Linked DNA regions of Homo sapiens: region 1 is linked to region 2. Evidence: chromatin loops called from intact Hi-C (ENCODE). Cell type or tissue: thyroid gland. All regions are shown on one strand. Each heading gives the region's core, and the rest is flanking DNA. Links, peaks and the distances in the headings are about the cores only.

Region 1 (11,879 bases), core at 2,511-10,510, 45 kb after region 2:
TGTTAATATACTCATTGATAGTGGAATATATGACCTTTGATGGCACTTGGGAAGCTAAAGGAAAAATCAGCTGGGACCTTGATGATAACGAGGTCCCTGACCCACCCGGAAGGTGAGGTTAAATGTGTTTTCCTTTGGTCAAGGGAAGGGAATTCCAGATCCTTTGCTCATGTCAGGAAAAACCTTTGTGGGGGCCAGGACTTAGTGTTTTAAACTTGATAAGTCTTACTAGTTTAACTCTGCTAATATTTGACCCCTCCCCCCCCCCCAAAAAAAAACAAAAAAAGATAACCTCTCAAACTGATTCTCTTACTCGTCCTGAAACCAAGCATTCTGTATTGCAAGGGCCATGCCCTCTTTGCTTCAGGACTTTCATGTGTACAGATTCCTAAATTTTAAGTTACACAGCTGCTTCATCAAACTTACTCATCATAGATTCTAGTTTTCTTAGGCTAGTTACATCTGAAAGTGGTATTATGCTTGTGAATGTGTTGCTTTAGCTCATATAATTTGTTTAAAAAGTTTATTTTAGAGGAATCCAGTTAACACTGCTTATCAAGTTTAGAAACACTAAGTCCTGGCCCCCTCGAAGGTTTTTCCTGACATGAGCAGAGGATCTGGAATTCCCTTCCCTTGACCAAAGGAAAACACGTTTAACCTCACCTTCTGCGTGGGTCAGGGATCTCATTATCATCAAGGTCCCAGCTGATTTTTCCTTTAGCTTCCCAAGTGCCATCAAAGGTACTTGTTTATAAGGCAGTAAGACCATTATGCAACTTTAAATTTTATCCCACTCTGTTTGTAAAGACAATCACAAATTGACAATATTCTTTGTCTTTTCTTTTTTGGAGCATATATACAGAAGCACACACACATATACATATTCGTGTGTATGTATATGTATATCTGTAAACACAGATATGTAAAGTGACTTTAAAATACAAGTACATGTGTTTCATTTTAAATTCTAGCGATGTCATTGGGAAAGAAAGTGTAGACAAAGTTACATATTTTTGTAAGTAGTGTACTTTTATTTACGTTGACAGTTAATATTTAAAAATTTTTTGTTACAGATACAAATTTTGGGGAGAATTGTCCTTAGAAACATGTTTTAAATCGTTGTTCTGATGTCTTGATAACTGGTACCAGGAAAATAAAAGGGTTACCAAAAGGCAGAAACCAGTTTCAAATTATCTGGGAAATAAAAACAGGAAACTCAGGGAACTTGGCCTGAGACCAGTTGGAGAGGAGCAGTTGTTGGTTGAATAATTATACCTGCATTTTAACTGTTGGAAGTCATACAGCGACCTTCTGGTTGTTGTGATTTCTTGTGCCCGTCAAAAAAAAAAAAAAAAAAGGAAGTCACGATTAAATATCTTATGTCCAGTTACCAACAGGAGTGTGAGTGTAAAGGAGCCTCTTTATTCCTACACATTAGGTTACAAAAAGGATTGGTATAAAAAACAAATTTTCCAGTTGACATTTAGAGTGATACTTTCTATACAGTCATCTGTAAACAGCATAATAATGTTCTATACCATTCATTCATGGATTTTTTTTCACCTTCTTCTTTGCTTTAACTCTTAACTCTGAGCTTTGAAGCCATCTCTTCTGTCCAAAGATGTGCCTAGTTCAAGCACTTTTCTGTCCTCTTTCCATACCTAATCCCAGGTTGGTTAAAGGAGCACCAGAAGTTGTAGGTGAGCAGGTTTTGCTACATCTGGGCTTTATTTCAGGATTAAATAGAATGTACTTACTATGTGTTTTTAAAAGAGACTTATTGTTAATATTGCAAGGACAAAAACAACCTGACAGGTTGAGCCAGATAAATGGTGTTCTTGAGGGCCGTGCCTAAAACTTCACCAACCCAGGATGCCTAAAAAATGTTGGTCTAATGACTGACCTTAGCAGGGTGACATGTTCACTGCTGGGGTAGCCCTGAGCACTCCTGCGCGTGTTTGTGGTTTCTGACTTGGCTGTAGGTGACCTCTCAGTTTTTCCCAGGGCTCGGCGTGTGCTCTGTAACACAGAGCTGCTGAGTTGCTGCTTTGCCCAGCTGTGTCCGGCTAAGCCCTGGCCCCCACAAAGGTTTTTCCTGACATGAGAAAGGATCTGGAATCCCAGCCCGGGAGGCCTTCTGAGCTGCTGGCAAAGGATGCTGTGAGTGGAGACCACTCCCCATGGCAGAGCTCCCTTCCCTCTAAGGGGAGCTGGAGCTGTCCCTTCTGTGTCCACAGGGGTTCTCCGCCTCCTGCAGAGCGGAGCTGCAGCCCCAGGCTTGTCTCCATCAACCAGAGGGTTTGCATAAGCAGGAGCTGTCAGGCAATTAAAACCTCGTTAGTTAGTGTAATTAGTATTCCAAGACCATGATCTGGGATTTTGGACAACTCAACCAAGCTGGACAGTTTATATCCTGCTTATGAGAAGAAAAAAAAAAAGTCTGTGCAAGGGAAGTTCAAGAAAGAGTCTGGGAGCATAACCACTTTAGCATAAACTCACAGACAGTCAAAAAAGTGATCATTTCAAATGTTCTTATAATTTTATCACTATAGGTAAGGAATCTCTATTAGACACTGTGTTTTTTCTACTCTCCTGTCTTGCCAGTATTATATATTTACTAGTATCTTGATTAAGAGATCCTCAGAGGGGAAAAAAAAAAAGCTCTTTTAAATAAAGAGAGTTTTAATTAAAAAAGAAAATAATTTGCTAATGGGAGGAAGCAGGGCTGAATGCATACCATCATACGTAAAAATATACCACTAAGCAAAGCCCTACTTTCCTCCAGTTCTTGTTGAAGGTTAATAGAGCTAACCTTACATGAAAATTGTAAAGATTGCCAAATTTGTCTTTTTCCCACTATGCCCTCCCTATTCTTTTAGTTTTTTTCCACCTCAGAAGCCCAGCATCATCTTTCTCTCGTTTCCACCAGTAACTATAATCTAGGAAAAATTTTAAATTTAAATTTACCCTTTTTGATTGGTTGTACCCTAGAGTGTTACCTCTGCCAGCATCCCCACATTTTAATCTTAATTGTGAAATTCATATTGAATTCAATCCAGAAAGAAGGAGCAAGGATTTCTGCAGTCAATGATACCCCTTCCTGACTGAGCCCTGCTCACTTGGGGAGGATTGTCCTGGGGCTGGCCCATTGCATAGGGGCATTTGAGATGAATATGGAAAGGACCTCGCCCTAAGAAGTCTAGTGGGAGAGATCATAGACACAAGGAGTTATAATGAGGGTAGAGCAGCCATACCCAGTCTGAATAGTGTTATGCCCGGTAGACATTCTAGAAGACATTGATAAACAAGAATCAAAGCTAACTTTAATCAGTTTAAAAGCTACTTTGTGATTTATAGACACATATGTTTACTTCTAGAATTGGCACTTCTTTGTTCTTTGTGAAATGTGTAACTTAAGAAAGGTATTTAGGAGCACTAAAATTAAATATTTGAGTTTTTTTAAAGAAGCATTCTAATAATAAAATTTGACTCATTCCCTAGTTCATATTGACCTTCACTAAGCATACTGTTCTGGGGCATTTGAATAATTTGTTTCAAAAGCTATGAGACCATTCTTTTAATGGTGCATACGCTCTAAGATAAGAATAATGGATTCCCATTGGTTGATGATACATGCAAAGGTAGGGATATACTCTTACAGTGTGCCTTCCTGCTTTTGATTCGTGGTTTCTCTTGCTAAGTGTTTTCTGCATCAGGAGGAGGTGACAGCAGTAAGTGGTGCCTGTAAAGTTGGAAAAGGGAAGGAATTAACATGAATTAATGTCTGTGTGAGTTTTTAAGGAACTGGAATGTCCCTCTAAATCGAGGATGTGTTTTTTTTGTTTCTGGTTGACAACTTCCTAGTTTTCCTACACTTCATTATTCTTTTCTCTGTCACTGGGATTTTTTTTTCAATTTCCCGAAAAGCAAATGAAGTGCTTTATCCTTATCAGTAGCCTTTCTTTTCCTGTTCCAATAACAAAAGAACAATACAGGAATTTAATAATGTTAAAAAATTGCTGTGTCTTTTTCTTAATATATCCATTTATTTGTCTGCAGATAAAATCCAAGTTTTACAGACATAGAGGAAAGCTGTTTATATAAGTAAAATGAGCTACTATTGTATCTTGTCCTTGTCAGGGTTTTCTTTTTTTGTCTTTTCACCCAGTTTAGAAAGTGGATTTTTTTTTTCTCTTTAAAATGTGTGCCCATGTTCTGTTATTAAGAGGAAAAGTCCTGAAAATACAAAGATAGGTGAAAACACTGGTTATCCTCTAACAGAAGGACACTTTAAAGATTCCTAAAACACATTCTGATCTTGTTTATGTATCTATATTCTATTAAATATTGTTATTTACTCTTCCTGCTGCTTTGGAAAAAAAAAAAGTCCAATCTGCCTCACAGACCTTTTATAAATATCAGAGTTGTGGTTTTGCAACAGTGTACATGAAAAGACACTTGTTTCAGTGTTTGAGTTCATGGCAGGGTGCATTAACGTGGCGTCTGCAAGTATCCTTGAAGCCACATTGAGGAGGGAACTTGGGACTTGTTCCATGGTGGTCCTGCTCTGACCTCAGAGGACCTTGCTTGCTGACTTTTTTAAGGCATGAAACAAATTCTCATATTCTCAGTCGTGTCTGACGCAGATCTGGGTACTAGTCAGGGTTCTAAACTGCCTAAATAAATATCTTGCATATAACATCTAAAGTGACATTTATCTCTGTGGTACTAAAAAGAAAATACTATTCCACTTACATGTTCTTGGTGCCCTTTGGCATTTTGATTGCTAATTACAATAGGACCTTCAGATTGCCTTCTGATTGAGACCTAACTTATTTCTGTTTCATCTGGAATTTTTCAAATACAATTATTATGTGGTGTTAACACTTCATTGCAGCATGGAACTCCCAAAAATGTTGTGTATATATTCTTTCATGCCTCTCAGCCTGGCTTCATGTCTGTCTAGGTACAGGTCTTATTATAATGTTGCCCTTGGGGGTCCTTTTGATATATCAAGAACTAAACCTCTTTAGTCAGGAGAGTGTATTCTGTATGGATTTATAATAAATAGTCTGTGTTCATATGCATAGGAAATAATGCATTTTCTGAAAAAAATTATGCATGTCACTTGTATTTTTTGTACTTTATGTGCCGGAAGAACATTGTATACAAATATGTCCCATGTGCATGTATGAATTTATATAGCTACATGTATATAAGCACATATACATCCATGATGATATCATAGGTAATATGTGGAAATAAGTGCAACCATGTGATTATTTTTATCTTATTCTTTGTGTGTGTGTGTGTGTGTGTGTACAGTTACCTGTGTGCTATTAAATGTGACAGTGCCGATAATAGTGTTACATTCTCTGGTTAAGTGTTTCCTGAGAATTTTGGTCTTCCTTAATGGTGCACATTAGTTATAGACTCTTAACCCGTGAGATACATTCCAGTGGTTCGTTTCTAAGAATCGATGTAATATTATGCACTTTGTAAATAGCTTATAGAGGATAAGCTATGACTCCTGAAATAAATATTATTCAAACTGCTTCCATTTTCATTTCCCTTATCACTATAACAACCACACCCAACTTTGCAATTAAATTGTGTTGTCTATCTGCTTCCCGCACACTAGTGAAGCTGACCCTATTGAATTCAAAGGAAATATGAGAGATAAAGTCGAAAACTGTCTTCCTTTTGTTGACATTTCTAAAGCAACAAGTCAGAAAGCTTGACTCCCTTTAGGTAGACCAGAGCTGCTACGGGTCATGATTAGATGGTATGTCCACTAGTAACTGTGATGACGCCCAACAGAATTATTTGAAACATTCTCAGTAAATAACCAAGAACTCCAGTAAGCAAAAGGGGAGTAGCTGTTAACTTGCAGTTTCAGTTTTCTACAAATGGGGGCGCAGGGGGTGGGGGGCGCACGGAATACCGAGGACAAAGGTAAAGATCGACATAGAATGGAAGTCACCAGATTTCTGCGTTTAACCCATTCTTGCCCAGCCCAAGTGAAATTGTGTTTTGGAGAAGCCTCCATATTTGGCCATCGAGAGATTGGCAGTGGGAATTCTTGGCTGTATTTTACTGCTCTCTTTATTGAAATATTTGCCACATCTGACAGTTCTGTCACTGTTCAGTTCAGAGGGATTTTTAAATCATATACTGACTTTGATGCTTCATGGATTTGTATTATTTGTGTATTCCTCAGTCATACTAACCTTTGTATCAAGATTTTTGCCATATGACTCATATCAAAGTTTTTAAGACATATTTAAAACAAATGAATTTTAAATAGTGGCCCATTTGCTATATGTTAAATTTGATATACAAAATTTTATACATCTTAAATTTATATATCTTTGATATCTTAAATTTGGTATACAAATGGTGGCCCATTTGATATATGTTTGCTTAACATAATGTAACATGATTGATTTTGTTATATTTCCCATGAGCTGAGGTACTGTTGTTTTCTATTACCAGAGAAGACATTTCAGATCTTTTAAATCTTATGTGAAGTACTTCCTAAGAAGAGAAGTAAAATGAGTATATCTCACATTAGTTACTATTATCTGCAGCATCAAAAATAAATGAATATCCCCAGGAAAAAGGTTATAAAATTACAACACCTAGACACATTGAGGTAGGTAGTAAATGTGAAATGGGCTTACGAATGACTTTATTCACTTACTGGCATTTGGGAGGGACTCAGGCTGTCAGGAAAATGAACCAATCTGTATTAATATAAAGCGCTAGAAATATAAATAAATCATGTTTGAAAGCGATACCAGGATTTTCCTTGAATGCTGCTGAATAAATTCTGCTTGTTAAATGTCAGTGAAATGTATGTCACCTGCATGCATAAAGTGAGAGGGCCACAAAAAACATCCACTTACCACTTTGAAATATGTAAGCCCTTTAATGTTCCTTTGACCTTCAGTTAAAGGACATAGTCTCATAGCAGAGGAAATGCCTCAAATTCTAGCATCTGGGTTTGTTTCTTTATACTTTTTTGGCATAGTTACAACAGTAGGGCTTTTCTGTCCTTTAATTTTTTTCACAGTACAGTCAACACAGGCTTTTCACACAAGCGGGAAAGGACGGTTGTGAGGCCAAAAGCAATATGTTTCTTCTCTGTGCTCCACGGCAGAGCCTAATTGAATGGCTTGTTGTTTCAGAGAGAGCCCAGAACCAACAAGCAGACAAACAGAATCCCACACAAATACAAATTGCGTATAAAATTAGATACCTACACACGTGCGTATCAATGGATATGTACTAAAAATGCAGTCAGCGATCTCTTATTTTGAGCTCATTGGCTTAGTCACCGTGTTCCAATTCTTTCATCTTTGCAGTTTTTGGATTTTCATCTGAATTTTCAGCTGGCTAAAGATGTTTCTTCTACAGCTGAAAAGAGAACCTAGTTTCATTACATACACTTGTAAAGTGTATGTATTTGGATGGGGGTGCTCTATTTCAGCCCTATTCATATGTCAACCATATTGTCATTTATCATTAGCAAAAGGTCACTTTTAAGCTTTGCAGAATGAAACGGTGAGATCCGATTTTCCATTAATTAAAAAATATACATCATAACAGTATGCTGGAGACATCTTCATATATTTGTGTTTTCCCTGCTTTACATCCAATAGGTTTCTGTGTATGAGCTTCTCCTGAGACTGAATAATAGCAGCACACCCTAATGCACCTTTTTTAATGGGAATTCAGTTGGGTACCATATGCCTTTCTCACTGCTGAAGGCCTTCATGCTTTGGCATCTCTGCTCTCATCTTACCGGTGATTGTGGGCCATTTGTCTGGTTCTGACATGGAAATATTAGGAAGCAGTGCTGTTATATACAAATCCTTATAGCCTTAAAATTAAATGCAGCTCTCAAAAGCAGCCTAAAAGTTAAATGACACACAAAAGCTTGTTTTGTCTGAAGTTTATATGTTTATTCTGTAGAGTTACATTGGATAGGGTAGTTATCAGCCCTTAGCAAATGCCTACTTAGTTTTCCTTAATCTGTTATTCATTCATTCATTCAACAAATATTTATTGAGCGCCTGCTCTGTTCAGACACTGTGCTAGATTCAGGGCAAACAAGACAGATAAGGTTCTAGTCCCCCCCCGAGCTTTCAGTCTTAAGTGGCAAAAATAAAATTATGTGATTGCTGTTGACGTACAGGGTACTGAGACTGAGATAGGATAGCTTGAGAAAGTCTCTCCTCTGAAGAGCTGATGTTTTAAGTTGGACTGAAAGGTAAGAAGGAGCTGGCTGTGCAAAGAGCTCGTGGAAGAACATTCTAGACAGAGTGAACTTGCCCATGTTCAGTGACCCCAGTATGGGAGAAAGAGTTTTGTGTCCCGAGGGACTTAAAGTTGTGATGTGGCTGTAGTGTATTGAGTGAGTGTTGGGGAGAGTGGCAGAAGAGGAAGCTGGAGAGGCAGGGAAGGGCTCAGTTACACAGACAACATGGTAAGGAGTTTGGATTTTATTCTAAGTATAATAGGAATCCATGAAAGAGTTTGAAGCTTCAGATGGAGATGAGAGGATGCCCTTTTTAAGATCAACTGTGGCTGCCATGTGGAAAATGGATTGTAGCGGGAAGCTAGAGTAGAATCAGAAACATTATTTAGGCCACTGAAGAAGAGCCCAGCCAGGAGACTGCTATGTGGCTGGACCAGGGTGCTAGCAGAGGAGTTGGATAGATTCTCTGTTCCATTTGGAAATACAGTTAAAAGGGCTCAATTAGGTTGGATTTGGGGGTGAGGTTGGGGGTAGACTTCAGAGTGACCCCAGGGTTCTGGCTTGAGCAGTTGGTACCATTTCCTAAGATGGGTAAGACTGGGCAAAAACTAAGGGGAGTCAAAATTACCTGCTTGAGAAACTGAGAGTATACTGGAGGCAGAAGTGATTCTGAGTCCTTTTCTTCGTGTGGTGATGCTATTTGGAAATCAAGTCATTAGAGTGTTTCACTACCTGGAACACATCAGTAAAATTGTGAAAATTCCACCTTGGTAGCTCTTGGTTACAGCTCTTCAGCTTTGTCTTGTGCTGTTTTATCTAATCCTCTGTCTCTTCTGTAGGCTGTTTCTCTGACCTTTGGAGAAGGCTTTTGTTTCTTCCCCAGGGATGTCAACACAACCCATATCCCAATTTGTTTGGCTTCCCTTTAAAATTGTTCATAGATTCTTTCTGTAAGTTTTTCACTACATGCATCTACTATTTCAGGCATGATTATCGTCACACTAGAATCCCGGTGGAACCAAGGCTAGCTGGGGGAAATGAAAGATTGTGAGTGTCATATCTCATGCACACTCCAGAGCATGTGGAGAAGCCCATACCATTTAAATCATTCTTCCTCCATCCCCTAACTGAGGACTTATGTGGTAGGACCTTATTATACTTAGTCTATGTCTGTGTGCTTATCATACCACATTTTATTTTCCTGTGTGCCTGCCAATATCCTCTGAAAGCAGGGACGGTGCCTGGCATCTAGGGGATAGTTAATGAGTGTCTGATGATTTAAAAAAATAATGGATTGGGGCTGGGCACAGTGGCTCACGCCTGTAATCCCAGCACTTTGGGGGGCCAAGGCACGCGGATCACTTAAGGTCAGGAGTTCAAGACCAGCCAGGGCAACATGGTGAAACCCTGTCTCTACTAAAAATATAAAAATTAGCTTGGCATGGTAGGGTGTGCCTGTAATCCCAGCTACTCAGGAGGCTGAGGCAGGAGAATCACTTGAACCTGGGAGGTGGAGGTTACAGTGAGCAGAGATCGTGCCACTGCACTCCAGTCTGGGTGATAGGGTGGGATTTTGTCTCAAAATAATAATAATAATAATAATAATGGATTGGAACTATGGAACTAAATTATAAAAGATAACTTTCATGATATGCTAAAAAATGGGACTTTATTGCCATTGAGGAACCTAAATTATAAAAGATAACTTTCATGATATGCTAAAAGAATGGGAACTTTATTGCCATTGCAAGCTTGTGAGGAGAGAGGTAGCATGTGAAGTTAAGACTAGAATGACCGGTTCCTTGATTGAAAACAATCAATAAAGGTGCTGTGAACAGATTATCAGAAAGTATCTGTAAGTATAAAACACATTCAGAATTTAGAAAACAAGATGTAACTCCTACTACAACACTGCGTTTGTCTTCTGAAAGGAAGAGACATCACAGGTTTAGTATTTTTTGACCTGTCATTTGATTTTAGTTTACGCCTAATTTCATTTAAGCTTATCCTTTTGGCCATAGTCCCATTTCTTTTCAGTGTTTTTGCTGCCAGTTTTTCAGATACAGAAGGAAAGTCATATTTGCTGTGTGCAGTTGGAAGAAACCCTGGCACAGTTCCTCCAGAAACCAAAGACAGAAATTATTAGCCATATCCAGACCAGTAGCTGACTGGCTCCAATTCTTCCTCCCATGAGCTTTCCTGATTAATGGGAGAATCTGTTCTGTAGTCGAACAGCCTCTTTCCTGAGCCCAGTCTGTCCTGGCTTCAGAGCATGACCAGCTGTGCAGCTGAAGCCATTGCCAGGGCTCTGTTTCTGATTCTGCTCCTCAGCATGTTGGAGGTGTTGGACGGGGAAGCAGAGGGGTGGGAAGAGCATCCAGGTCAGTTTAGATGTTTCAGCAGGTAACAGACGTGGCACCGTCCACCCAGAATCCCGCCACTCCCATTGGACTCTGTCCTCTTCAGAAGGCTGTCATTCTGCATGGTGCAGATGTTGCAGTCCTTCCCTTATTCTTTTGTCTTTTTGTCCAGACCACTTAGCTCCTGTGTCTGTGGTGATTAAATGCTTTGTAACTTTTTCTGACATCCTTTTCTTCACCCCTCTTCTCTCTTCCCCTACTGTCTCGCCCACCATACCTCTTCTGTTTTCTGTTTGCCTTTCTTTCCTCTCAGCTATTGCATTTTCCCCTTTACACTGAAATAGCTTTGTTTATTGGCCTGTTTCCAGCAATATTAACATATTTCAATTTTTTACTCACCTGTTTACCAATTTAACAAAGCTAAGGTGGTTCATGGCAGTATTTGGGGCCTGAAATATGAAATACTGTCATAGCAGATTGTATACGTTCAATTTCTGTTACCTTTCTCTTACCTTTCTTCCTTATTCTAGACTCAATCTATTTCATTTCAGGGGTCTGTTATCTGAGTGTTTGGAGTTTGGGATCCTTGTAGGATCTTCAAAGCTAAAGACCTATCTCCACTGCATCTCTGAGATCTTAAAAACAATAATATGAAGATCCAGAATAAATTGGTGTCAGTTAAACTCTAACCAAAGAAGGTTTAAATGCAGTGAGCATTTGAGTGATAAATAAGGTACGGCCCGAACTCAAGAGGCTTCCAGTTTTCTTGGGGAGACAGGCATGAACACCACTCACTAGAATAGAAAGTAGAATGAAATAAGTACTTTCATAATTTACAGGTACGAGAAAAATGCACAGGATTACTGAGAAAGGAGTTATATTCTGACTAGGAAAATCAGAAATTGTGGCATTTTCTGTGAACATTGAAGGATGAACAGGATTTCAGTAAATGGAGAAGAAAGGCAGGAGGGCTTCCTAGACCAAGGAGGTGATGGTGGTGGTGGGTGGAGGAGAATTGTGCATGCCGATCTTCTGTGCAGCACTGGGTGGCAGGCACATTGCACCTAAATGAGCACTGACTATGCTTTCAAGAAGTTGGGACTAAGGGAACAGGTGCAGGTTAGAATTGTAGCCTGAAGGTAAAGTAAGAGCTCAAGGAGGAGTGTTTACTTCCTGAATTTTAGAAATGTAGCATGTTTATAAATAGAGCCAGCAGAGAGGGAGAAATTCAAGGCACAGTGCAGGAGTGCAAGGCC
Region 2 (11,879 bases), core at 1,980-9,979:
AGTGAAATATATGGATAAAATTAGTTGTAGGAATTAAAGCATCTGAAGTGATCTCTTGAGGCTCTGGTGGCAAAGCAGAAAGGGGAATTTGAATTTGAACTAGGTTTAAAAGTGTGAGTAGTAGCCCTTTCTTTTGGCAGGGGAGGTGATCCTACCCATTCTCCTTAGAGCCTGTGCAATTGGTCTCAGTGTTTCTCAACATCTAAGAATGAAGCTGCATTCTTAATGCTTTAGTAGCTGTGCTTCAAAACGGCAAGTTTCCTTTTGAGAGTGATTTTCTCTTTGTTCTAGCTTGTTTCACTAGGCGGATAAGCGTGGGCAGTAAACTGGGAGGTGTCCCTTTATCAGCACCTCTCAGCTTCACCCACCCTGCTGCTTGCCCTGGGCAGTAGCCTGGTCACATCTTTGAAAACCTCTGTTTAGTCAAGACTTCCTAAGTCAAGACAGAGGAATGGTTGAATATACCTCTATGTAAGAATACCCTCAAGGTAAACACTAAACTCTTACGTGTTTTATCTTGGGCCCACATGAAAAAAGTAAATGTTTTTAAAGAACCTATTTTCCTTTGTTAGTTGCAAAGTGAACAGGTATCAATTCCTTACCTCCCTCCTCCAGTCCCAGTTAATTCCCCACATGAAAATACCTACATGTTGGTGGAAAAGTGTAATGTTCAAGAACTTGGGGCCGGCCGTGGTGTCTCATGCCTGTAATCCCAGCACTTTGTGGGGCTGAGGCAGATGGATCGCCTGAGGTCAGGAGTTCAAGACTAGTCTGGCCAACATGGTGAAACCTTGTCTCTACTAAGAATACAAAAAAATTAGCCAGGCTTGGTGGCAGGCCCCTGTAATCCCAGCTACTAGGGAGGCTGAGGTGGGAGAATTGCTTGAACCCAGGAAGCAGAGGCTGCAGTGAGCTGAAATCGCACCACTGCACTCCAGCCTGGGCGACAAAGCAAGACCCTGTCTCAAAAAAAAAAAAAAAAAAAGAACTTGGTTTCTGGGGTCAAATCTGCACTCTGCTTCTGTGTGTCTCAGTTTTCTCATCTGTGTAGTCAGGTTAATGATAGGGTTGCTATAAGGACTCAGTGCATCCCTAATGAGCAGTTAAAAGAATGACTGGCACATGGAACATGCTTACTAACAAGGCTACTAACCAGTATAAGTGAAACAATTTTACTTGGGCTCAGTCTCTTGTTCTCTTAATCCCCATCTACCTCAGTCATTGATGGTAAGCAGTTAAGGAGGTTGGGCTCTTAGAAAGGGAGCAAATTGTTACTGAATTCAGCAGTCGTCGCCGCCCCCCCCCCCCATGACTATCTTTTTATACCTTGTCTAAATGATTTCTACAAAGTTTGTATATTTTGAGTAATGTTTTAGGTCTGATATTATTTTGCATTGATTTGTAGGAATTATAAATGTAACCATTTATCTGTGAACAAATAATTAAAAATACTTAATTTGGGGAGGAGGCGGGAACCTAGATGTGCTATAATCAGCAGTGTGCACTTTGCTTCACATTATCTTCTGGGAGGAAATTTTGCTCCTAGCTCCTGAGTGTGCACACTGATGACCACTGCAGGATTTGGCCTGGCTTGAGCAAAGAAACAGCTCGACGCCATGGGGGCTATGGTTCCAACCTGCTGCTGCAGTTGGTATAAACTAGGCAAAACCAGAAGTCAGAGGATTATCCATTCCTCTTGTTCTTTTTCTAGCTCTACCTGTTCTTCTGCCATTCTTCTGCCTGAAAATATTCATGAGCATCGCCTATGGGTCTTGTCTCTGTGCTTTACAGTAGTGACATCACTTGTGTAAGCCAGTTTTTCTGTTAGTCGTCGGTACCTCCTAGGTTCGCTGTGGGGGTTAAGTGAGATAAAACTGTGCTTCTGAAATTTTAGTGTGCACACAAATCACCTAGGTATTTAAAATTGCAAGTCTGATTAAGTTAGTCTGGGGTGATGCCTGTGATTCTACATTTCTAACAAATTTCTGGCTGATGCCAGTGTCACAGGTGCCAGGACCACACTTTTAAGTAGCACAAAGCTAGTACCTATGTATACAGCATGTATCACAGAGTATGCATATTAAAAGACCTGATAAATGTTACCTGCTATTATAGTCATTATTTTTCAGCCAAAATAAATAAGATATGGTCCTTGTTTTCACACAGGCCATGATCTGATGGTAAACTGGAAAAGCAGACAATTCATTACAATCAGTTCAGTAAGCCATGAGATAACGGAAATGCCAAGCATGTCAGGAGCAAGTAAGAGGGAGTCTAACCCAAATCTGACCACCAGGAAAAGTTTAGTGGAGGATGCAGCAACAAGAAAGACCTGAGGGTCTCCTCTCCTCCCTCCTTTTTTCCTGCACTTCTTGTGCAGGATGTTTTAGGAAAAAGAAAATAGGGCTTGGGGCTAGACAAACCTGCATTGAAATCTTAAATCTGTTATTTTTTTAATCGTGAGATCAGCTTGTTTAGTTTCTCTGAGCTTCAGTTCCCTCATCTGTGAAACTGGAATATTAATAGCTTTCTATTAAGTAAATATTGTAGTGAGGATTAGAGATTTATATATATGATTACATAGATGTATATATAAGATTGTGTGTGTGTGTGTATAGTATGTATGTGTATATGCTAGTTTCTGGTACCAAATAGATTTTTTAAAATAATATTAATTTTAATTTCCATTCTATTTTCTATCCTTTCCCATTTTCCTCTTTGTTAGCTTTCTCTGTAAGTTTAAAAATTTACCTTGTGGGCACACATTTCCTCCAAACTTAACTAAATCTCTTCAAAGGGGTGGGAGTTTCGAGGGGGAATTCAAATGTCAGATGTTTGTCAAAGAGAAAAGAACCGTGAAGTACCGAGAACAGGGGGCTGGGAATACAGGGTCTATGCACCAAGGAAACATGCGTTGGTTTGATCCAGTGCAACTACAGTTCCCAGCGCCTTTGGCATTTCAGCAGAATGTGAACACTTGCTTGATTTTGTGGTTTGAGCCCCTACATCCAAAGAGCTATTTCAAATTAATATTTATTTAAAAATGGCCTTTTAATATTAATGGCATATGGTTTTATGACAGTGAATTAAATTTCCTTTTATTGTTAGAACTTTTTGAGGATTTCTGGACATCACTGGAGACGTTGGAGACCCCAAGGATATAGCCAGGCCAGGTTGATATATCTCACTGAGGTTACAGAAGGAAGCAGCGGCAAGCCTAGCCGATTCAGAGACCACTGCGGGCTTGGGAATGAGCAGGAGAGGGTGTGAGGGCCAGAGGCCATCTGTGTTGCTTTTCTCTCTCCCAGTCATTCTAGCCATCTTTGATGTGGACTAATAGTCGAGGTTGGCCATGGGTTTGCACTGTCTCTAGGGAGTCTTTGTGATATAGTGCGGGGTAGGAAGAACACCTAGAATCAAAATATCTAATGTTACTAGCTGTTTAGTTCTTAGTGTGGGTATGGTCCCATTTTAGGAGAACAGAACTATGAACTATGTTTGTGTTTTTTTTTTTTTTTTGAGACAGAGTCTCACTCTGTTGCCAGGCTGAAGTGCAGTGGCATGATCTCAGCTCACTGCAACCTCTGACTCCCTGGTTCAAGCGATTCTCCTGCCTCAGCCTCCTGAGTAGCTGGGATTACAGGCATGTGCCACCACGCCCAACTACTTTGTGTATTTTTAGTGGAGACCACGTTTCACCATGTTGGCCAGGATGGTCTCTCGACCTCGTGATCTGCCCACCTTGGCCTCCCAAAGTGCTGGGATTACAGGCGTGAGCCACCGCGCCCAGCCCAGAACTACATTTGCTTAACTGTGACTCTTTCCTTTGTACCTGAAAATAAGTATCATTTTTATCCAGTAAATATTGGCTGATAATTCATAAGGCAGATGCTTTAAATTGGCTATTGTAGAACAAGGAGAAAGAACTTGATGAAGAGAAAAATCCTTGGAATCAGTGGTTTACAACTTTTTTTTTCCTTCCTGATGATCAAACCGTATTATCGCATAGTAGAAATTGGATTTTCTTCCAGAAACTACTTTAGTACCTCTCATTTGTAGCACTTCTATCAAGAGTGCTGGTATTCGGACATGTAACCTACAAACAAAATCAGAAAGATGTCAAAATAACACCCTAATTCAGACTATCCTGAGAACATTTGTCTTCTGAATATTTAAGAAAAAAAAATAAGTGTTAATTATATTGTAGGGTGTTACCATTTTGTATTTCAAGTTCCTGAGAAGAGAATTTGAACAGTTTGCTATTTGGAAATTTTAGCAACCAGCTACCTTGCCTATGGAAAGATTAAAAAAAAAAGGAGAGGGAGTAGATGGTGGTCCATAGGCTGTAACTGGAAACTATGCCTGTCTTATTTAGCATTTCAAAACAAAAACCATAAACAAACATCTCAGATTCAAAACAGAAAGGAATTTCTGGCAGGGCAGAATGAAACCTGAGACTGCAGAGTCCCAGTCTACAAGAGGTAACTTATTTAGCTTCTTATCCAAAGGCCACAGCAAAACGTTTCACAGCTGTGATTAAACAAAAGGCATCTTTTGTTGGAGAATTGTGATACTTCTTTTTAAGACTGCGAAAGACCTGCCAAAATAAGGCAAAGCTACCTTGAGGATGTTTGACCTGAACTAGACTTTATGAAGTAGTTGGACCACTTCAGGCCTTATGGTGTGAGGAGTGTGGGATGCATAGGCTTGGACCTTTCTGTGTGTGTGTTTATAAGTCTGTAGAGACAGAATATTCCATCATGTTATCAAATGCAGATCTCGAAAACCTTTTCTCACTTCCCATATTTGGGAGCTTTGCTTTTTTTGAAAAGTATGGGCTTTTACAGTCTGAGTGAGGAAAAGGGATGGATTTTAGACAGTTTTGTCTGTGGAAGTCAAAGTAGAAGGATTTTTAAACAGTTGGAGACAGAATGGGTATACTGTGTGCTTTTCAGAACCACTGAGTTCCTATATTTCAGGCAGATTTTAAGAAAACTTATTACCACTACCTATCACATCAAAATGAAAGACCAAATAAATTTCTGTGTTTTAATCAAGACTGTGACTGTATTTGTGTATATCCTAGCTTGTTTCAGAAAGGGTTTGAGGCTGCCCAGAAAGGTGAATATTACAGAATTCTTGTATGTGATAACATGATAAAGGAGAAAAAAACAGCCATGGCTTTTGAATCCCCCTTCATCTCTTAATAGCCCAGTGACTTAAATAAAACCCTTCAACTTCCCTTGGCATGACTTTGCCTTAATTTGTCAAAAGGGAATTAAATAGTTACCTACCTCAAGACAGGGGAACTGAATCAGATGATATCTTAAGGTTCTACTGGTCATAAGATCTATGCTTTTATGACCTAGAAGTGATAGACAGGAGTCGAATATTACCTTGTGTTTGCAGAGCCAGGGAAGGAAAAAGTGATAGTGTCTACATGACTGCCAGGTGCTGTAGACAGAAGGGCTTAGAGGAAAAGATCAAGAGTTCCTCCATGGTTATGTTTATCAAGCGGCAGTGGAGACAGTAAAGCGTAGTATTGGGAAGTTAGTGACAGCTTTTAAATGCCTGAAGTCTTTTAAATCATATTCACCGTGGCTGAGTCTGGATTCAGGGTAGAACTCAAACCTCTCTTATGTGTTTGCTGCCTTCCCTTTCTCCATTTTCTTATGTACTTCATTAATTATTAAGACTATGAGGTAGGTAGGTGACAGAGACTGCAAAGGGAGAAGCTAGAGCGAAGACAGGCCAAAACTTGCCCAAATTCACATGCTCATTTCTGCCTCTGACACTAGGAGAGAGTTGAGTAATTGCTCTTCTTCCTAATACTGCAGGCAGCAGCCAAATTCTCCACATTCTTTTACCTTTGCTGCTGTTTTCACTTGCCAGGGAGTTTCCTTAAGGAGCAGACTGAATTTAAAGAAACATAGCAGTAATAGTGCATGAAAGGGGGTGTGGGGTCGCTGGCCAAACGTGGCATGTTGGTGCCTCACGTTGGGAGGATGAAAGGATGATTCCTGCAGAGGGACATGCTGCACACTGCGCAAGCTCCCTCACCTCTGTGTACAGCTGAGCCACTGACCAGGAAGCTCTTTGCTTGTATGTGAGACAGCAAATATTCACTAAATATGTTTCAAGTACAAGCCAACTGCGAAGCTTGGAAAGTTGTCCAGAAACTTCACCCTTCCTTTGCATGTTGTCCAGCGGCAGGACGTTGAGCAAGGTTAGGTAGTATGAACCTGCGGCTCTAAAACTTAAAGTAATAGGCATTATTCGAAAGAAAATGATGCCCAGCACGGCTTCCAGTGTATATTAGCAATCAGCTTGTTTGCCTTGTGGTTATTACATTTTTTGCCAAGAGCAGCCTTCCAGAATGAGGTACTAGTTAATTCCCATTGGGCATTTATTCATTAATAAGTCTGCTGAATGTGAAATATTCCATTTGGGAGTATGTCATATGAGAAAACTCAGTGGCTAATTATTACATAGCTCTCTTCCATGATTCTCACTTTCAGCGCAGTTACCTAAGCCACCATTTCCTAGGTATGTAAACTTAGATAATTTTTAGTTTTCTGTAATACTTTTTGCTTTTTGCTCCAGAAAATTTTTTTTCACTCCAATCTGTGAAATTGTTAAAAGTTTACTAATAACTGGATAAACATTTTATGTTGTACTATGGCTTGCTCTTTCTTTCCATTTTAAAAAGATAATATCAAAAGTTAAATCCTGTTCCAGATCTTACCGTCTCTCTTCCAGGCTAGATTTCTGGGATGGGGTGGTGTTAATTTACTAACCTGAGCTTTTGCCCAATCTAGGGTCTCCTTTACTCTTTTCTGGTGTATAAATAGGTCTTTATTTGCTTTTCTTCCAGGTTGGTTGGTGCATATTAGCTTAAGAACTTTTAAACCTCTGCGGCAGTAATGAGAATCTGCATGCCAAGGGCCCAGCATTTCTCTACAAAGCAGCCCATGAGTGCATGTGTGTTTGCTGTAGTGAAGGGTCTATGTTAGAAGGTGAGTTAGAGACCCCACTTGCCCACATCTGTGTGCTGTGGTTTGGCCCTCCTCCTCTGGTGAATCCCTACCACAGCCCAGTGCCTGCTGGATCTCAAGTGTCCTGAAAGCCATTGGAAAGATGCTTTCCAGCAGTCTTAACATTTGCCTCCATGTTCTTTCCAGCAAGGATGAGTGCACACAGCTTTCCAGCTACTGGGCAACCCAGCCATTGACAGAAGGTGGTGCAAGAGTCAATTCCTCTGTGAGGATCCCTTCCAATAACAGTGTCTGCATTAACGACAAAAAGTTCTGTAAAAATGTTTGCAGGGGGAGCTTTTGACCTGCAAACATTTCTACAGAACTTTTTGCCATATAGGAACATATGAAATGTTATATGTAATATAGGTCAGAAATGTTGCCATATAGGAACATTCGAGAAGATGATAAATGTGAGGAAAGTGATAAAAGTTTATACAACAAGGATCTGTACAAGATTGTGGTAGATTTGCTGGCCTAAAAAGATGTACTCAGGGTAGTGAACTATTTCTGTAGCATCAGCCACTGGGCCCCTGAGTGGGAATACTCTTTGAGAGACAGGAAGCTAATTCCTTCTTTGAATGTGTAGTTAACTTTGTGCCATTGGATGTAGGGTGTGCACGTGCATGTGTATTTTTTCAGTTGCTGAGGGCACAACACAGACAAAGAATACCGTGCATTGTATTATGGATGTGCTGGAAACAACGCCCCAGCTTGAAGCAAGTTGACTGTAGTATCTACTCTGTAGATCAGCAAACTGAAAATGACTTCTTAATAAAAGGTCGCACATTGTTTTACTTACTGCATTTGAAAAAACAGTTCTAATTAAGATGCTTTGGGTTTTAAACTGCCTGTTAATTGGGATATCTATAAGTGGGCAAGTAGAGCTTCTGAATATTGCTGACTTATTTCTTAGTGATTGGGACAAAAGCTTTTTTTTTTTTTTTTTAAATAGTATGCCATCATTAAACAGTTTTTGACCTTACGCAGAAACTTTAAATGTGACAGCAGAAAGAAGCAGCAGAAATTTACAGTGAGAAATGGAAGACCTCTGTAGGTAAATAAGTAAAATGAAAGAAGCCAGAGGTGTTTTTTGTTGGCAGTAGATGAAATTATTTTCAAACACTGCCCTGGGAAAAGGTGAGCCCTCAGCAACCAAGTTTATTGACTGTCTATTCAGGAAATTGTATTAGTTGCTTTGGAAAGAGAAAGGAAAAAGAAAAGACTTTCTGCCAACTGAGGGCTGGAAAACTTGAGGGAGATAAAGTATTTACATGCTTTAATAACATAAAGCATGTCCAAAAGAAATACATAATTACAGCTATGTTTGGCACTGAAAATAATCCAGGTTATTATATTTTTAAAATTGTGTGTGAATATGTAAGTGAATGCCCTTGAGTCAGAAATGCTTGAGTGATAATATTTCTTGAGAGAATGGAAAAGTAGATGGTATTAGGAGCTAAAAAGAGAGAGAAGGGATAAAGGATGACCACTAGTTAAGAAGGAACAGTGAACTTTTTTTCTTTAGAGGGGACATATTTCATATGCATAGTTATTCCCCCTCTACTTCTAATCTTAGTATAATAAGCATTTAACTTCCCATAGGACCTTAGCAGTCTGCATGTTATTACTAAAAGCCCACAGGTAAGGGAAAATTAGACCCCTAAATTAAAGACCTGACCATCTTGCTCCTGAAGTTTTAGGTTTTCCAACTTTATTTCCAGTGTATCTTGGACAAAGACCCTTTGAGAGCTCAGAAAATTAGGAGATGTGGTCAACACATTCTTCTTAATATCTAGTGCAACCAAAGACTTGGCCAGCAACTAAGGCCAGCAACTGGAAAATGGGTGTGGTGTCAGGTTTCAGACGCCCCCATAGTTGTCTTCACGTCCTTTAATATGTGTTGGCATCCCTCAAGCCCTGCCAGTTTATGCTCTTTCCTTTGTGAAGCCTTCCTGCCCTGCCCAGGAAAAAGTAATGCCATCCCCCATCCCCCATCCCCCAGTGACCATAAATAGCACTTTCTCCTTCCCCTGTTATAGCACTTTTCATACTGTGTTAGAGTTCACATTTCTGTCTCTCTGCCTCATTGTGATCTATTTGAGTGCCAGGATTGTGTGTTATTCTAGCGCTTGGCACACAGGAAGAACTCAATGAGCATTTGTTGACTAAATCTAGACTCAAGGTCATCCAAGATATTATACAAAAACTTTTTCATCGAACCATTTGGTCTGCATTGTGGAAACTGAAACGAATGGCACTCCCCGTTAAGAGAATCCCAGTGAGAAGCCATAGCATTGCAGGAGGAAGCTCAAACTGGTTAACTTTGCTCATGCCGATCAGTCTTAGAATTTTTTGTAATGTTTCCATGATGAATTAGTTTCAGCTGTATTTTTTTGGCAAATATTTAAAGATAATTTTTATTTGTGTGGACTTTTCTTCTTGTCAGTTTGTCATAAAGGTGTCATCTTTCATTCACTAACCCCTTATCAGCTTATAGGAATTTTCCTCGTGGGTGGTTGCTTGTAACCTTCTCTTGACTGCCAGGGATCTGATATACTAAACGGTTGAGATACTGTGGTGATCAGCTGCTTGTAAACAATAACTGATAAATCGGTTATAAATTATCAACACACTTCAGATGACCATATCATCATGACTTGGTGATAGCAAAATAGACTTCTGAATTCTCAGCTAATCCAGGATTGTGTCTTAACAAACATTTATGTTGATTAATCAGGAGGGTGTTTAGTTTAAGAAACATGTACTGAATGTTCAATATGTGAGTGCCAAGTGCAGTGTGGTGCAACCTGTTTACTGCTTCAGGTGATCTCCAGATATCCTAAGGAATTTTTAACTGTACAGCTTCTTTGGGGAAGGAAATCCTAAGCCAACAACCTGAGGGTGGAAGTGTGTGACTGGGAATAATTAAAATGCCTCACAATGGTTCGAGCAGGAATTCCATAGGAATGCACTTTAAGGCATTTAGGAAAGCAAAATTCCGTTTGGATTTACTCCAAACCCTATGACTTCAGAGACAGGAATTTTTGATGATTAGTGGCTGGAGCCCCAACTTGTTATTTAGTAATTCCACATTCAGTGTGGAATTGTTTTTTCTGTAGCACTAGTTATAAGTTCTTTGTTTGTTTTTCTAAAGGTTTTAAGGAGGTTTACAAATTAAGATGGAATAAGACATTAGAAACTTAAGGATACATAGCAAATTAAAACCTTGATACATTTGGTGCTAAGCTTTTCAGCTGCTAAAGATAGAGAGTTTTGGCCAAGATAAAGTATATAGAGTCAAAGACACATGCAGAATTCTCCTGGATATAAGTTCAGGTACCTGTGCCATTTTATCACTTTAGTCAATGTGCCCATTTTCTTAGGGCAGGTTTAATTTTCTGCTGCGGCATGGCCCTTCAGCTTTCCCAAGTTTACGATGCTCATCTCATACCTGATGGAAATTGTTGATAATGTTAGTGTATGGTTGGTGGCTTTCCCAGTAGCCCACTTCAGATCCTTTTATTGGTCATCACCAGTTACAAAAGTTTTAGGAAAGGGAAGGAGAGAAGCTGGAACTGATGGCTAAGTAAAGTTATAGCTGTAGAGCTCTGGTTGTCCATAATGAACAGTGGCAATGAACAGTGAAGATTTAAGCAAGGTTATTTTTTGAGGGTCCACTGATGATTTTCCTATAACTCGTTAAAAATATTTTTAAAACTTTTATATGGCTTCATATAAAAAAAGCTTAAAAATCTGTTCCCAGACTTCCTAGGCAGGTATGTTTTCTTTTCAGTGTTGCCTTCTCTAAGACTTTATCAGCAGAAGGAGTATTTGAGCTGATGGCAAATGCTGCCAAAATGAGAAGTGTGTGTGTTTCTCAAAACTCATGATCCCACAGTTAAATCGAGGGTGTGGGTAAAGGACCCAGAACTGTTCTTGCTGATGGAATAGCACACTTTTCCTCAGACATTAGTAGAGTAAATGAATGGAGGCAGAGGATTGGGAAACACTCTTGAAGGAGGGAGTGCCCATCAGCCTGTAAGCCAAAGTAAACAGTTCTTGTAACTGAAAAATAGACTTCCTGGAAGGAGAGAACCAGAGAAGTGGGTGTGAAGTGCAACCAGCAAGTACCATTTTCAGTGATACAGACAGCTGGCTTAACCTGAGTCCTGACAAGAACCTCTCAGAGCTATTTGGGGAAATCAGTTGCTTGAACCAGCCTTTGACTGGCCTATCGTTCCTACAGCTGTACCCAAAGATGGCACTTGGGGAGAAAAGGTCACATTTGTTTGTGATAGAGAAAGCAAACCGATGGGGCATTTTGAGAGGTAGAAATGAAGTCATCATTTGCGGAGCCGGTGGACCAGCAGAATGGCCGTGGGAAGGTATCCCTGAACCTGTATGTGTGGAAATGCAGGCATTCTCTGTCAGTCTTTTGTCACAGTGAGAAAATGTCATTACAGTGGACAGCTATGCACACGTTGGAGATTATGTGATGTGTGCATGTGCATCCATGTGTACAACATACACCCATGCAAAAATTGCTCACAGGGTCATGTGCGTGTCCTGGTAGTCTGTTATGTCCATTCTTCTGTAATAGGAGTATGTTTTTCAAACTGAAGCTGTTAGGTTCTGTTAATTCCAACAGAACAAAAAAAAATCTGCCTCTGGCCATCATTCGTTAATTTACATAGATTAGATACATGTAGTCTGTCTCCTAAGTGGCTTACATAAAGCCGTGGGCGTCTTTTCCTGTGTCTCCTCTTCGGCAGTTCCTAAGGCACCTACCAGGTTTATAGTTGCTGATGTCCTACCCATACTATGTGTCAAGAAAGGTAGACT

What was found. Peaks named below come from ENCODE experiments on the same cell type or tissue, not always from the same donor. Only the 100,000 strongest peaks of a DNase experiment are listed, where the experiment ranks them.
Region 1: a loop joins it to region 2, with 2.1 times the contacts of the local background. A loop is called at or near these places in 44 of 110 quality-filtered maps.

Annotation. Positions count from the first base shown.
Region 1 is chr2:36,406,365-36,418,243 of GRCh38, forward strand. The region is part of intron 2 of CRIM1 (cysteine rich transmembrane BMP regulator 1); the gene reads left to right. It overlaps LOC124905989 (a long non-coding RNA gene), which reads right to left. Exons shown (of 2, transcript XR_007086282.1): 2 at 9,983-11,879. Among named protein-coding and RNA genes, the nearest start is that of CRIM1, 57 kb to the left of the region's middle. In thyroid gland, for the core only: no CTCF peak of the experiment used is centred there; DNase peaks (open chromatin) are centred at 5,829 and 7,123; H3K27ac peaks cover 6,187 bases.
Region 2 is chr2:36,362,234-36,374,112 of GRCh38, forward strand. All of the region lies in intron 1 of CRIM1 (cysteine rich transmembrane BMP regulator 1), which reads left to right. LOC124907753 (a long non-coding RNA gene) reads left to right here and starts at 7,985. Exons shown (of 2, transcript XR_007086281.1): 1 at 7,985-11,879. RefSeq lists a silencer at 5,753-6,047 and an enhancer at 5,941-6,594. In thyroid gland, for the core only: no CTCF peak of the experiment used is centred there; DNase peaks (open chromatin) are centred at 6,085 and 9,068; H3K27ac peaks cover 4,453 bases.